Linked DNA regions of Homo sapiens: region 1 is linked to region 2. Evidence: chromatin contacts called from ENCODE Hi-C or POLR2A ChIA-PET data. All regions are on one chromosome and are shown on one strand. The core of a region is the stretch at or near the end of the contact, and the rest is flanking DNA. Distances in the headings are between cores, read along the strand shown. Region 1 holds the start of SLC25A23 (solute carrier family 25 member 23). Region 2 holds the start of KDM4B (lysine demethylase 4B).

Region 1 (5,789 bases), core at 1,747-4,246, 1.5 Mb after region 2:
CAGCCTCCCATGTAGCTGGGACTACAGGTGCACACCACCATGCCCAGCAAATTTTTGTATTTTTAGTAGAGACAGGGTTTCACCATATTGGCCAGGATGGTCTCCATCTCTTGACCTCGTGATCCACCTGCCTCGGCCTTCCAAAGTGGCAGGATTGCAGGCGTGAGCCACCATAGCCAGCTGTATTACCCTCATTTTGTAGAGGGGGAAACGGGCTAAGAGAGGCAACTGGTCCCAGATCTGTCTGGCTTCAATTTGAATTTTTCTTTCTTTTTTTTTTTTTTTTTCCAGAAGGAGTCTCACTCCGTCACCCTGGTTAGAGTGTCCTGGCCTGATCTTGGCTCACTGCAACCTCCACCTCTTGGGTTTAAGGGATTCCCGTGCCTCAGCCTCCCCAAGTAGCTGGAATTACAGGCATGCACCACCACGCCTGGCCAATGTTTGTATTTTTAGTAGAGATGGGGTTTTACCATGTTGGCCAGGCTGGTCCCCAACTCCTGACCTCAGGTGATCCACCTGCCTCAGCCTCCCAAAGTGCTGGGGTTACAGATGTGAGCCACTGCGCCTGGCCAGATCTGTCTGACTTCAAAGCCCCAACCTCTCAGCTGTATCCTCCTTGGGACTGGGTCTGGAGCCCAGAAGACAGAGATGGCCAAGGGGTCACTGTGTCCTGAGTTACTTTGGATTCCAGACCCCCAGCGACTCACCTGTGCAAAATTTTCTCAGCCTGCTCCAGCGAGATGGAAATGCCCAGAGCTCGGAAACTCTGTTGGATCTCAGAGACATCAATGTGACCTGGGGAGGGGGCCGGAGGTGGGGAAGGATGTGCGTGTGAGGACACCTGGGGAACCCCAGGACCAAGGATCAGAACAGCTTGGAATGGAGGTGGTCTAGCAAGATCAGGGGCTCCAGAAACCTAGGAGGAGGTTTGCAGTAGGGCTGTGGGGGGACCCCTGACTCACTGGGGTCAGAGAGGTGGAACTGGGAAATACTGGGGGGGCTTCTCTGTTCTGTAAATGAATGAAGGAATCCAGGGGTAATTGTAGGGGTCTCTATGCCATGGGGGATTGAGAGGCAATATCCACAACCCAGATGCTGCTATGAGGGGATCTCTGTCCCACAGGGGACCCAGGAACAGCATAGGGTATCTTTGCCCCATAGAAAAATCTAAGGGTAATTATCGGGGTTCTGCCCCAGTAGGGAAAGGAGGTGGGATGGGCTGGCTGGGCCTCGAACCACCTAGCTAGGGGGTGAGGAGTGCTCCTGAAATAGCCTATGAGTCATCGGGGAGAAGCGGCCCTCCCCCTCTCCTCCTAGCGCTGCCAGTTCTAACCCCACTGATGTCTCTAGGGCCCCCACAGCCCTATCCCTTGGGGCCTGCAGGCAGGTCGCCCGACCTTACCATCCTGGTTCCGGTCAAGACTGTGAAACATGAGCAGCAGACGCTGTTCCCGCTCCTGCAGATAGCGGGAAAATTCCTCCAGGTCGAGCCCGCCATCTGGGTCAGCATCACCCTCAGAGGAGATACCCTGACAGAGGGAAAGGGGATAGAGGTGGCTCCAGGAACCTGCTCCTGATCTGGAGGGGACGCATGTCACCTTATGCCTTAGGAACCCAGAGCCCCCAGCGCCTTGAGGAAGGGGATAGAAGACGTCACCCCACTTCTCCCTCAGTCAGCTAACTTCTCAGCCAGATCCCTACAGCCACCACAGGTCTGTGCGGTGGGTGTGAGTGGTCTAGTTTTCCTGGTGAGCAAACTGAGGCTCTGCAAGGTCAAGTCACCAGTTCAAGGTCACAGAACCAGGAAATGGTAACCTCAGTTCTCATCTGTAAAGCCTGTCCTTCCAGCTGTCTCTTGTTTTTAGTTTTTGTTATTTTTTTAGGTATCTCATTCCTGTTGAACCCAGCTGCCTCTTAAAAAACCCTGTCCACATGGGGGACCCAGGGGTTCCCTTTGGAGGAAGCCCTGGGCGATGTGGGGCAGGAGAGAACCAAGCGGAGTGGCTGAGGCCTTGGTTTTTCCCATTTGGGAAGTGGGAGGTTGGACTGCTCTCAGGGTTGCTGTGGTTCTCTTAGAGCGATCTGGGGCTACAGGTGTGGGAAGGACCTGCAAAGTGGAGGTGGGGGCAGCGGGAGGAAAGTCTTGTTATAGGTGCATTCCCAGCTGCGGGTGACCGCAGACAGGATTGGGTCCCTGGCTGGGGCAGCCCGGGACAGTGAGCCAGGCCCGTGAACGGCCCATGAAAGGGCAGGCCAGGGAATGTAAACACAGGGATCGGGGCAGCTGCAGGCCAGGGCAGTAGGTGCCCAGAGGATGGAGGGTGTGTCTCCTGGAGGTGAGAGCAGGGCACGTCATGGGCTGTGCAGTCTGGAGGAGGGTGTGTCCCGGGCAGTGGGCAGGAAAGCGCCCCCATCTCTTCCCAGGCAGACGCCCCCTGCCCCGCAGCAGGGGGATCGGGTGTTGGCCGCGGAACTGCAGGCTTGGGGCCTCGGCGTCCCTGTCTTGAGCGATCCCGTTAGGCCAAACACGAGTGGGTAGGGGGAACGAGACAGAGACACAGGTTCTGGAGTCCAGCCACAGGTAGTCCCTGGTGGCTCCGGCCGCCCAGTTCAGGGGCTTGGGTAACCGGGAGCGGGCGGGGCCGGGAGGGGAGGAGGTCCCTGGGGGTGGGGGTACCTGTTGGGCGCCGGGGTCTGGGTTGCCCCCGCCCAGCCTGGCCAGCCCCTGGCGCAACTCGTGCACGTCCACGCGGCCATCCTTGTTACTGTCCAGCTCCTCGAACAGGCGACCCCAGCGCTGCCGCCGCTCCGCGTCGCCCGGGCTCCCCCGCATGGCGCCCGCCCGGGGGGGAGGGGAGGCCCGGCAGCGGCGGCCTCAGTGGGGGCTTCGCGGCTCCCCCTCCCCCCCCGGGACCCCGCAGGGTCAGCTCCCGCGGCCGCCGGCTCCGCAGCCTCCGCGCAGTCCGCTCGGCTCTGGCACTTGCGGGAGGTGGTGACGGCTAGCCGTCGCCGCCCGCGCCAGAACTTGCGTCTCCTCCCCCGACCTGCATTGGGGGGAGGGGACCGAGGGCGGAGCTGGGGGCGTGGGGAGGGAATGTCTGGGATGGTCTGGTATTGCACAGCCGAGGAACACCAGAGTTCCTTCTGGGAAGACGGGCTAGGGAGCTCAGTGGTCTCAGGTCTGGTTTCAGAGTTCCGCCTCTGCGTGCCTCAGTTTACCCTTTCCCCCTTTGCCCAAGGGGGCAAGGTAGAGCGCTGTCGGGGATTGGGTTTCATAATCCCCTTCCACTTGACCTCCCCGCCACACCCACTAATCTTCAGGAACTCAAGTTCTCGCTTTTCCCAGACGCACGCAAGAACCGTGCACCATCTCGCTCGCTCTCTGCCCGCCCGCGCCTTACACCTTCCCCGCTCGGCCGCAGAAACAGAAGATCCAGGAGCGATGCTCTCCCACTGTCCCTTCTTCCCGCCCGCGCGCTTCCTTTCTCGGTTCCCACTCTGACTGGGAAACAGAAAATCAACGCGCGGCGCGGCTGCAAAGTCGGTTTCCTATTGGTCAGCGCCTCCTGGGCTGAGCCCGCCCGCCCCGCCTCTTCTCCCACCTAGGCGGGGCCTCCCCGCAGACCCCCGACTGCCTCCAGCCCGCAGTCCCACCGCCTGCCAGGAGATCTTAAAGGGGCCGCGGCCGCAATCAGACGCTGAGCGGCGTGGGGAGGGGGTGGCTCAGTGACCCGGGCGCGGGGTTGAGGATCCCAGTGGTCGAGCGCTGGAGGCAGGGCCCCAGCCTGTCGCACTCGCTGCACCTGCGGAATGTCCCTACTGCTAGTTTCGGGCGCAGTTTCTCGATCCACCATTAGGGGGAAGGGAGCCCAGACCACTTGACAGCGAATACTCGATAACAAATCTCACTTTGATTCAGTGCTTTGCACATGCCAGGGCTTTTACTCACCTCTCGAGTCGTCTTTGCCAAAACCCTATAAGGTAGGTGGTACTGGCGTTCGCACTTTGCAGATAAGGAAGCGGAGGTTAAGTCATTCTCCCCAGTCCTGATGACCACTAAGGGGCAAAACAGGGTTTAAAGAGATCTGGGATCCTTAACCATCACTCTATACCCTAGAAAGAATTAATTATCTTTTTTTTTTTTTTTTTTTTGAAACGGAGTTTCGCTGTTGTTGCTCAGGCTGGAGTGCAATGGCGCGATCTCGGCTCACTGCAACCTCCGCCTCCCGGATTCAAACGATTCTTTTGCCTCAGCCTCCCGAGTAGCTGGGATTACAGGCGCCCGCCACCAAACCCAGCTAATTTTTGTATTTTTAGTGGAGACGGGGTTTCACCATGTTGGCCAGGCTGGTCTCGAACTCCTGACCTCGTGATCCGCCCGCCTCAGCCTCCCAAAGTGCTGGGATTATAGGCGTGAGCCATCGCACGCAGCAGTGAGTTTTTTTTTTTTTTTTTTTTTTTTTTTTTTTTTTTTTTTTTTTTTTTTGAGATGGAGTTTCGCTCTTATTGCCCAGGCTGGAGTGCAATGGCACGATCTCAGCTCACCACAACCTCCGCCTCCCGGGTTCAAGCAATGCTCCCGCCTCAGCCTCCCAAGTAGCTGAGATTACAGGCGCACACCACCACGCCCGGCTAATTTTTGTATTTTTAGTAGAGACGGGGTTTCACCATGTTGGTTAGGCTGGTCTCAAACTCCTGACCTCGTGATCCGCCCGCCTCGGCCTCCCAAAGTGCTGGGATTACAGGCATGAGCCACCATGCCCGACCGCAGCCGTGAGTTTTGTATTTTTATTAGAGACGGGGGGGGGGGGTTTCACCTGTGGACCAGGCTGGTCTCGAACACCTGACCTCAGATTATCCTCCCGCTTCAGCCTCCCAAAGTGCTGGGATTACAGGCGTGAGTCACCGCGCCCGGCCTGGCCTAATTATTCTTTAATCATCACTTGTCACCCAAGGGTCCTCAGGAGGGGGTCTTGTTATTATCATCATCCTTTATCCAAAGATACAGCATTGGCCGGTCTCGGTGGCTTAGGCCTCTAATTCTAGCAATTTGAGAGGCCGAGATGGGAGGATCGCTTGGGGTCAGGAGTTTGAGACCGGCCTGGGCAATATAGCAAGACACCCAACTCTACAAATAATAATAATAATTATTATTATTTTTTTTAAAAAGGAAAGAAAACAAAGATACAGTCGTGAGGGCATATTTAGTTCACGCCCAGCCTCTGCCTAGACAGGTGTGCTGGAACAGGTGTGCCCCAGACAAATGAGTCTCTTCTAAGAGGCTCCCCAGCAGAGGTTTTCATTTACAGTTGTTCCTTGCAGGTGCCATACAGCATGGAGTGATACAGAGGTTTTTTTCCATGTAAGTGCCCCTAAATAGGTGTTTTCTCACAGATACATTCTTGACAGGTGGGCCTCAGTGTATGTGAGCCCCTGCCCTGATGGTTTTACCCACAGATGTGTGTCAATGTGAGTGTGCCCCGTGCAGATGTTCCAAGTTCTTCCCCTCACTTGAGCTCAATTCCATACAGGTGTTCCTCCTACAAGGTGCTTTCTCTTACCTCACAGGTATGTTTCTGAGCAGGTTTCCCTCCACCCATGAATGCATTCTACAGTCTCCCGCCCCGTAGGTGTGTTTCAGTTAAGTATACACCCATCTGGGTATGTTTCCATACAACCGAGTCCCATACAGGTTTACGTAAATGCAGGTGTGTCTCATACAGGTATTTACAAGACACTGACACCCAGGAATTCCCCCAATGCAAGTGCCGTACATTTCATAGGTGAGC
Region 2 (6,293 bases), core at 2,315-4,814:
TCCCAAAGTGCTGGGATTACAGGCGTGAGCCATGAAGCCCAGTCCCCAACTGCTTTTTTTTTTTTTTGGAGATAGTCTCCATGGCCCAGGCTGGAGTGCAGTGGTGTAATCTCAGCTCACTGCAGCTGCCTCCTCCTGGATTCAAGCAATTCTCGGGCTTCCCCTCTCTAGTAGATGGGACTACAGGCATGCACCACCACACCTGGCCGATTTTTGTACTTTTTGTAGAGATGGGGTTTTTGCCATGTTGGCCAGGCTGGTCTCGAACTCCCGGGCTCAAGTGATCCTCCTGCCTCAGCCTCCCAAAGTGCTGGGATTACAGCCACTGCACCTGGCCTCCCATTTCAATTTGTTAATGCAGCAGACCAACCCATAAGGGGAGGGGCATCTATTGAAGCATTGAACATTTTTGCGCTCCACACCTTGCCTGTCTAGAAAGATTGAGGGAGACCAGTCAGAAATTGAGCATTGGGCCTGCTAACTGGGGGTTCCTTGACGTCTGAAAGCCAAGCCAAGCCTCCTGGTCTTGTTTAGGGGGAGGTCCCCAAGCATTCCCTGCCCCAGTCCTTTGTGAGATTTGCATCTGACTGCAAAGGATGGAAGAAAACCAGGGCAATTAGGTGAGTGTTGCCTAAATTAATCTGCCCATTAAAATATTCTAAAGAGCATTTCCTTCCTTTTTGGAGGATGAGGACTTCTACTTATCTGACAGCAATTCTAGTGTGTTTTTAACATTTTAATATGAAGAGTTTCCAAAACTTGGAAAGAATCGGATTTGGAAAGAATCGGATGGTGAACCCTCAGACCTACCGTCTAGATTCTATGATCATGTTAAGTTTTTCTCATAAGAGATGGCATGAAAACTTTGTCTAAGCAAAATAAAGTGGAGAACCCATTTGGGTTCCTCGGTTAAAAACATTTATATTGTCTGTGAAATCTAAACACCCCCCACTGTCTCAGAGAATATACTTGGAAGTAGAACAAAAAGCCCTATGTATGTGGTACGTGGGGTGGGGACTCTTTCCCTTCATGATTGCACTTTTTTTTTTTTTTGAGACAGGGTCTCATTCTGTTGCCCAGGAGTGCAGTGGTGTGATCATGGCTCACTGCAGCCTCGACCTCCTGGGCTCAAGTGATCCTCCCTCAGCCCCCAGTGTAGCTGGGACCACAGGCATGTGCCCGCACAATCAACTCGGTTTTTATTTTTAGTAGAGAAGAGGTCTCGCTCTGTTGCCCAGGCTGGCCTGAAACTCCTGGGATCAAGTGATCCTCCCACCTTGGCCTCCCAAAGGGCTGGGATTACAGATGTGAGTCACTACACCCAGCCTGGGCAACAGCCTGTTTTTAAATTTTGTTTTTACTTTTTATTTTGAGACGGGGTTTGACTCTGTCACCCAGGCTGGAGTGCAGTGGTGTAATCAACGGCTCACTGCAGCCTCCACTTCCCCGGGCTCAGGTGATCCTTTCGCCTCAGCCCCCGAATAGCTGGGATTATAGGCGCGTGTCACCACGCCCAACTTTTGTAATTTTTTTGGTAGAGACGGAGTCTTGCTATATTGCCCAGCCTGTTCTCAAACTCGTGGGCTCAAGTGATCTGCCCATCTCAGCCTCCCAAAGTGCTGCGATTCCAGGCATGACCTGAAATTAAATCTCAACTCCATGTGGAATATATGAATATGGTCCCATAAGAATTTAAAACACCCAGAGCTTCTTAAATTCTCCTTTGACTTCTCTTTTTACCAGTGTGCAGCTTTCCTTCTCTCCCCAAGGATTAAGTTCGTTTCTTCAGTTTAGGAGTACCTTTTTCTGTGCATTGACAAGCTTGTGTGCTCTTAACCTCATGATACCGGTTTCTGTGTGTGTTTCCATATTTATTTTATTGAGTACAGGATTCTGGACCACTGTCCCTAGCTCAGCGGTTGGGAGATATTTCATGTTTGCAAACAGATCGGCCTTCTCTTTTTTCTTTTCTTTCCTTTTTTGAGACAGAGTCTCACCCTGTTGCCCAGGCTGAAGTGCAGTGATCTCGACTCACTGCAACCTCCGCCTCAGCCTCTGGAGTAGCTGGGATTACAGGCATGCGCCACCATGCCTGGCTAATTTTGTATTTGTTAATAGAGACAGGTTTTTGCCATGTTGGCCAGGCTGGTCTCGAACTCTGGACCTCAGGTGTTCCACCCGACTCGACCTCCCAAAGTGCTGGGATTACAGGTGTGAGTCGCCCGAGCCACAGCACCGGGCCTGGCCTCCTTTTCAATTGCTACATAGTAAGTATTCCAGAGTACTGATTGCTATTAAGTTACTTCTCTAATCCCCCACTGATGGATAGTTAGTGCAAAACATTGGAAACAGTTGCAGACAGCCCTGCCGCCGGCATTCTTGAATTGTGTAAGCTCCAGACCTTTTTTCTGGGTACATCACCTCCAGGAAGAACTGCTGGCTGGGTTATCGGGTGGTGGATGCACTTAGAATGTTATTAGAAAATGTCAAATTGCCCAATTTACACTCCTGCCACTCCAAATGGGGGCATGCCTCACACCCCTGCGTGGTCCAGTACACAATGAATGCTCATTTTGTGAAGTCACAGGGTCAAATCTTTCTCCGTGCCTCATCCCACTTAATCCTTGCAACATTCTCAAGAGGCGGGTAGACGGGGTGTGGCCACTACCATCATATCCATTGCACAGTTGGAAACAGACTCAGCGAGGTTACTTTGCTGGAGGTCAACCACAGTGAGGCATGGGGCCCGGCTTAGCTTTGAATCCAGGTCAGAAAGCACCAAAGCTCATTCTCTCCCATACATTTTAGGGAACTCGGGGAGAGGGACCCTAACTATTCCGAAGGCCTTGCCCCTTGGCAAAGGTTTGTTGATTGTGATGGGAATAGACCTACGGTGGCGGGGTGGAGGCTCTTGCTGCTTTACCCTATGTTCTCGGTTCTCCTCCTTTGCAAAACGGATCGCTATGTCTCCTTGCTTGGCACTTTGCAAATTGGGGAACGCTAAGCCCACATTCCGGCCACGGGTTTCGAACCTCCAGCCTGCACGTTCCCGGCCGGTGCTGATGCTGTGCTGGGTCTCACGTACTCAGCCGCCGCCTGATAACCAGGGCGGGGCCCGGAGCTTGCGGGCAGTGATTGGCACCTGCCCCAGCCTGTCCGCGCCTCGGGCTGGCCCCTCAAGCCAATACTGGCTCCTCTCTGTGCGGTCGTCGGGCGGGCCCTGAGGCTCCCTTGTCAATCCAAGGCCCAGCTGCCGTCGGGTTGGTCGCGGCAGCCTTGGCTGGCGTGCGCCCCCTCCAATGAGAACAGAGCCGGTCAGCGGGCACGTGGGTGGGCGCCGGCGTGTCCCCGCCGGTCTGCCAATGAAGAGGCGAGGCCGGCGTTTGTCCCCGCCCAATCGCGGCGCGCGGTGGGCGGGCCGTGCGGTGTTGATGGGCCCGGCGGAGGGGAGGGGCGGAGCTGTCAGCTCCGGCCAATGGGCGCTCGGGCGTGGATCCGGCAGCCAATGGCAGTCGGGGCGGAGCTGGCGCGCGGCCTTATAAGCCCCCCCGCGAGCGCTTGCGGAGGGCTCGGTCGCCAGCAACCGAGCGGGGCCCGGCCCGAGCGGGGCCTGGGGGTGCGACGCCGAGGGCGGGGGAGAGCGCGCCGCTGCTCCCGGACCGGGCCGCGCACGCCGCCTCAGGTGAGCCCACGGGGAGGCCGCCCGGCCGTGTCCGAGCGCGGACCCCGCCGCCATGGCCGCCCCCGCGTCGCGGCTCGGGGCTGCGGGCGCGCCCGGGACTCGAGGCCCAGGCCTCGGGCGCGGCCTGCTCGGGCCGGGCCTCGCGCTTTGTCCGGGCCGGCGGGGCGGTTGGGGCGTTAACCGCCCGGCCCGGGGGCGCCCGCTGGTTTTCGGGCGGGGGCGGCGGGGCCGGACAATGGCGGGGCGCGCCCAGGGGCGGGAGCGGGGGCCCCTTCCCGGGCCGGGGGCGCGCGGGGGCTGGGCACAGACGGCCCCGGCGCCCCGCACAAAAGATGACAGCGTGGGTGGCCCCGGCCGGGCCCTTTTATCACCCGGGACAAGCCTCGGCCTATTATTATTATTATTTTTGAAAGAAAGCAAGAAAAAGGAAAAAGACCCCAGCCCCTGGGTAACCCCCGCCTGCGTTTCTGGCCCTTTGGGCGCCAGGGGGGCTAAGGGGAAGCCCCCCAGCTGGACACCCAGGGATGCCCCCTAAATGCCTATCATTGCTCCTGCACTGCCCCCACCTCCGGTCAACCTGCTATGCCTTGGTAGCTTCCAAACTTGCCCCCCTGTACGTACCCGAAACCCCCACCCCGCCATAAGCATATGCAATCTGGATTTTAGAAAAAAATCATCTTGCTATGCAACGGCAGCCTCCACGAGTCTCTCCGTCCCTCCCCCTTCCAGCCTGATCGCCATCTCGAACGAAGCCCCTGCTCTAGAGAAATGAATTGAGGAGTTGCTTCCGCCGAGACCCCTTTTCTGTGTCCCCCGTGGACATCCCCCTGGGAGCTGGGGACGGACTCGCTCTGAAATCTGCTTGACCTGGGGTCTGCCAGGGCCCAGGTCTGCGCTCAGTGGTGGCCATGACAATCAGGCAGGACGGGGGACTCTGTCCACCTGGGCACGGTGGAAGGTTTTAAGGGGCATGTTTTCCGCCCCTGGGGGCAGTGGAGGCATGGACTGCTTTTGGGTGCATCCCATCTGTTTGCTTGGGGGAGGATGCTTCTGTTTTAATAATTTACCAGCACCCTGTGAGGAAGTGTTCCCCGAGTTGTGAAACTAGTGAGAAGGTGGTTCAGCTCCGTGGAGCCTAGTGATCCTGTCATATGTGAAGAGCGTCTTTTTCCATGTGTTTCTGGCTGGGGCGTGTATTCAGCAAGTTCCTTTGGGTCCCACCGGGTGCCTGCACTGTCTTGGGATCTCTGGATACTGGACTGAATTCAAGGGATCGGTGCCCTGCCCCAGTCCTCTGCCTCAATGGCCATTTATCAGAATGTCCCCGGGCTGGAGAATGCTCCTAAAAACAGCACCAGTCCTAAAGCAGGCTCATTAGACGACTCCTATGGGCTTTTATCACTGCCGTTATGGGAGCTAATGACTCCCCTAATTCTCCAATAATAGCTTCCTTATGAGCCACCAGGAGGGTTTGTCAACACACGGGGTCAGCCTTCTCCTGCAGCCCCTGCTGAAGCAGTGGGCATCCTCTCTCCGCTTTGCAGTTTATGTTTTGAAACCCTGAAGGTCGGAGCGTAAAGCCGTGGTAGAGTCAACTTCTGTCTGAGCCGAGGATTTCTGGGACTTGCCAGCCTCGTCTCCGTGTGTCTGATTGGACACCTGGCAGGTCCGGGCGCTCCCCCTCCTTGAGCCGGCGACACCAGGACGGGTCAGACTGTCCTGGCCTAGAGGAGGTCACCGCTGGGGAGGAAAAGGGGGTAACGGAGATTCTGCCGCACAGACGGGTGTCTGTGTACAGGCTGTTTTGGTGGAAGCGTCTACTGTGTCAGGAGCTGCGGGTGCCTGCGTGTGCACGTGTGTGTTTAGTTGCTGAGACCTGAAATATATATGTCTTAGTAACAATCCGTTTGCTCGCATTTTCTAACCCTTTCCTCTTTGGGGAGGGGGCTGCTAACAAGATGTTAACTGCTGGCGCTTAAAGGTATAGCTGATCAGCCACCGCACAGCACCCCGCCTGGCCTTTGTTGTACTTTTCTGTCTCGTGGAAGAGACCCTTCCTCAGCCTCCTGCCCTGTCTTCAGTCCCTGTCCCGTCCTGCAGGAGCCCTCTGGGGTGGCCAGGGGCCGTCCTCTGTGTCCTTCTCTCCCACCTGACCACTCTGCCTGTACTTTAATTCCTAATTTCTCTGTCTCCTCTGCTGGTTTCCTGCCCGTTTGTCCTATGCCCCACCCACTCCCTGATGAGCCGGGGAGGAGCCTCAGCTCTGGGGAAGCCATCTGTCCTCGGTTCCATCTGACACCTGTGGGGACGTGCCTTGGGGTCATGCGTTCACCTGGTCTGGGGCTGCTAGGTTTCCAGTGCCGAGTGCCATGCCGGGACAGGTTGGGAGGAGTCCCTGGCTCCTGTGGGTTTAGAGTGTAGTGGGGGAAAGGGTGAGCTGGCTGCCCAGGGCCTGGTCACAGCTGGAATGGTGGTGTGCAGTCCGCTGCCCTCGGGCCCAGCTCAGGGAGCAGGCAGGAGGAGGCGAGGCTGTTGAGGGCCTGAGGTGCATTTGTAGGTGGCTTTGTTCCCTGGATCGGGGAGCGGAATTGGGGGTTCAGAGCTGGGTGAC

The links. Hi-C counts contacts between places; a loop is a spot of excess contacts on that map. ChIA-PET counts read pairs that join two places held with the same protein, here RNA polymerase II (POLR2A). Pooled maps may share reads with other maps.
Region 1: a map of transverse colon shows a loop between it and region 2 (22-fold over the local background). The contact joins the promoter of SLC25A23 here to the promoter of KDM4B in region 2. A Hi-C loop is called at or near these places in 1 of 168 maps with a recorded cell type or tissue (transverse colon) and 1 of 50 pooled maps. POLR2A ChIA-PET finds 5 or more read pairs at or near these places in 2 of 52 experiments (GM12878 and naive thymus-derived CD4-positive, alpha-beta T cell).

The regions. Positions count from the first base shown.
Region 1 is chr19:6,456,796-6,462,584 of GRCh38, forward strand. SLC25A23 (solute carrier family 25 member 23) reads right to left here and starts at 2,997. Exons shown (of 10, transcript NM_024103.3): 1 at 2,678-2,997; 2 at 1,403-1,529; 3 at 708-795. The coding sequence starts at 2,833. RefSeq lists silencers at 2,749-2,808, 2,859-2,998, 3,509-3,688.
Region 2 is chr19:4,965,549-4,971,841 of GRCh38, forward strand. KDM4B (lysine demethylase 4B) reads left to right here and starts at 3,565. Exons shown (of 23, transcript NM_015015.3): 1 at 3,565-3,682. RefSeq lists silencers at 3,029-3,128, 3,439-3,738 and enhancers at 5,005-5,054, 6,059-6,128.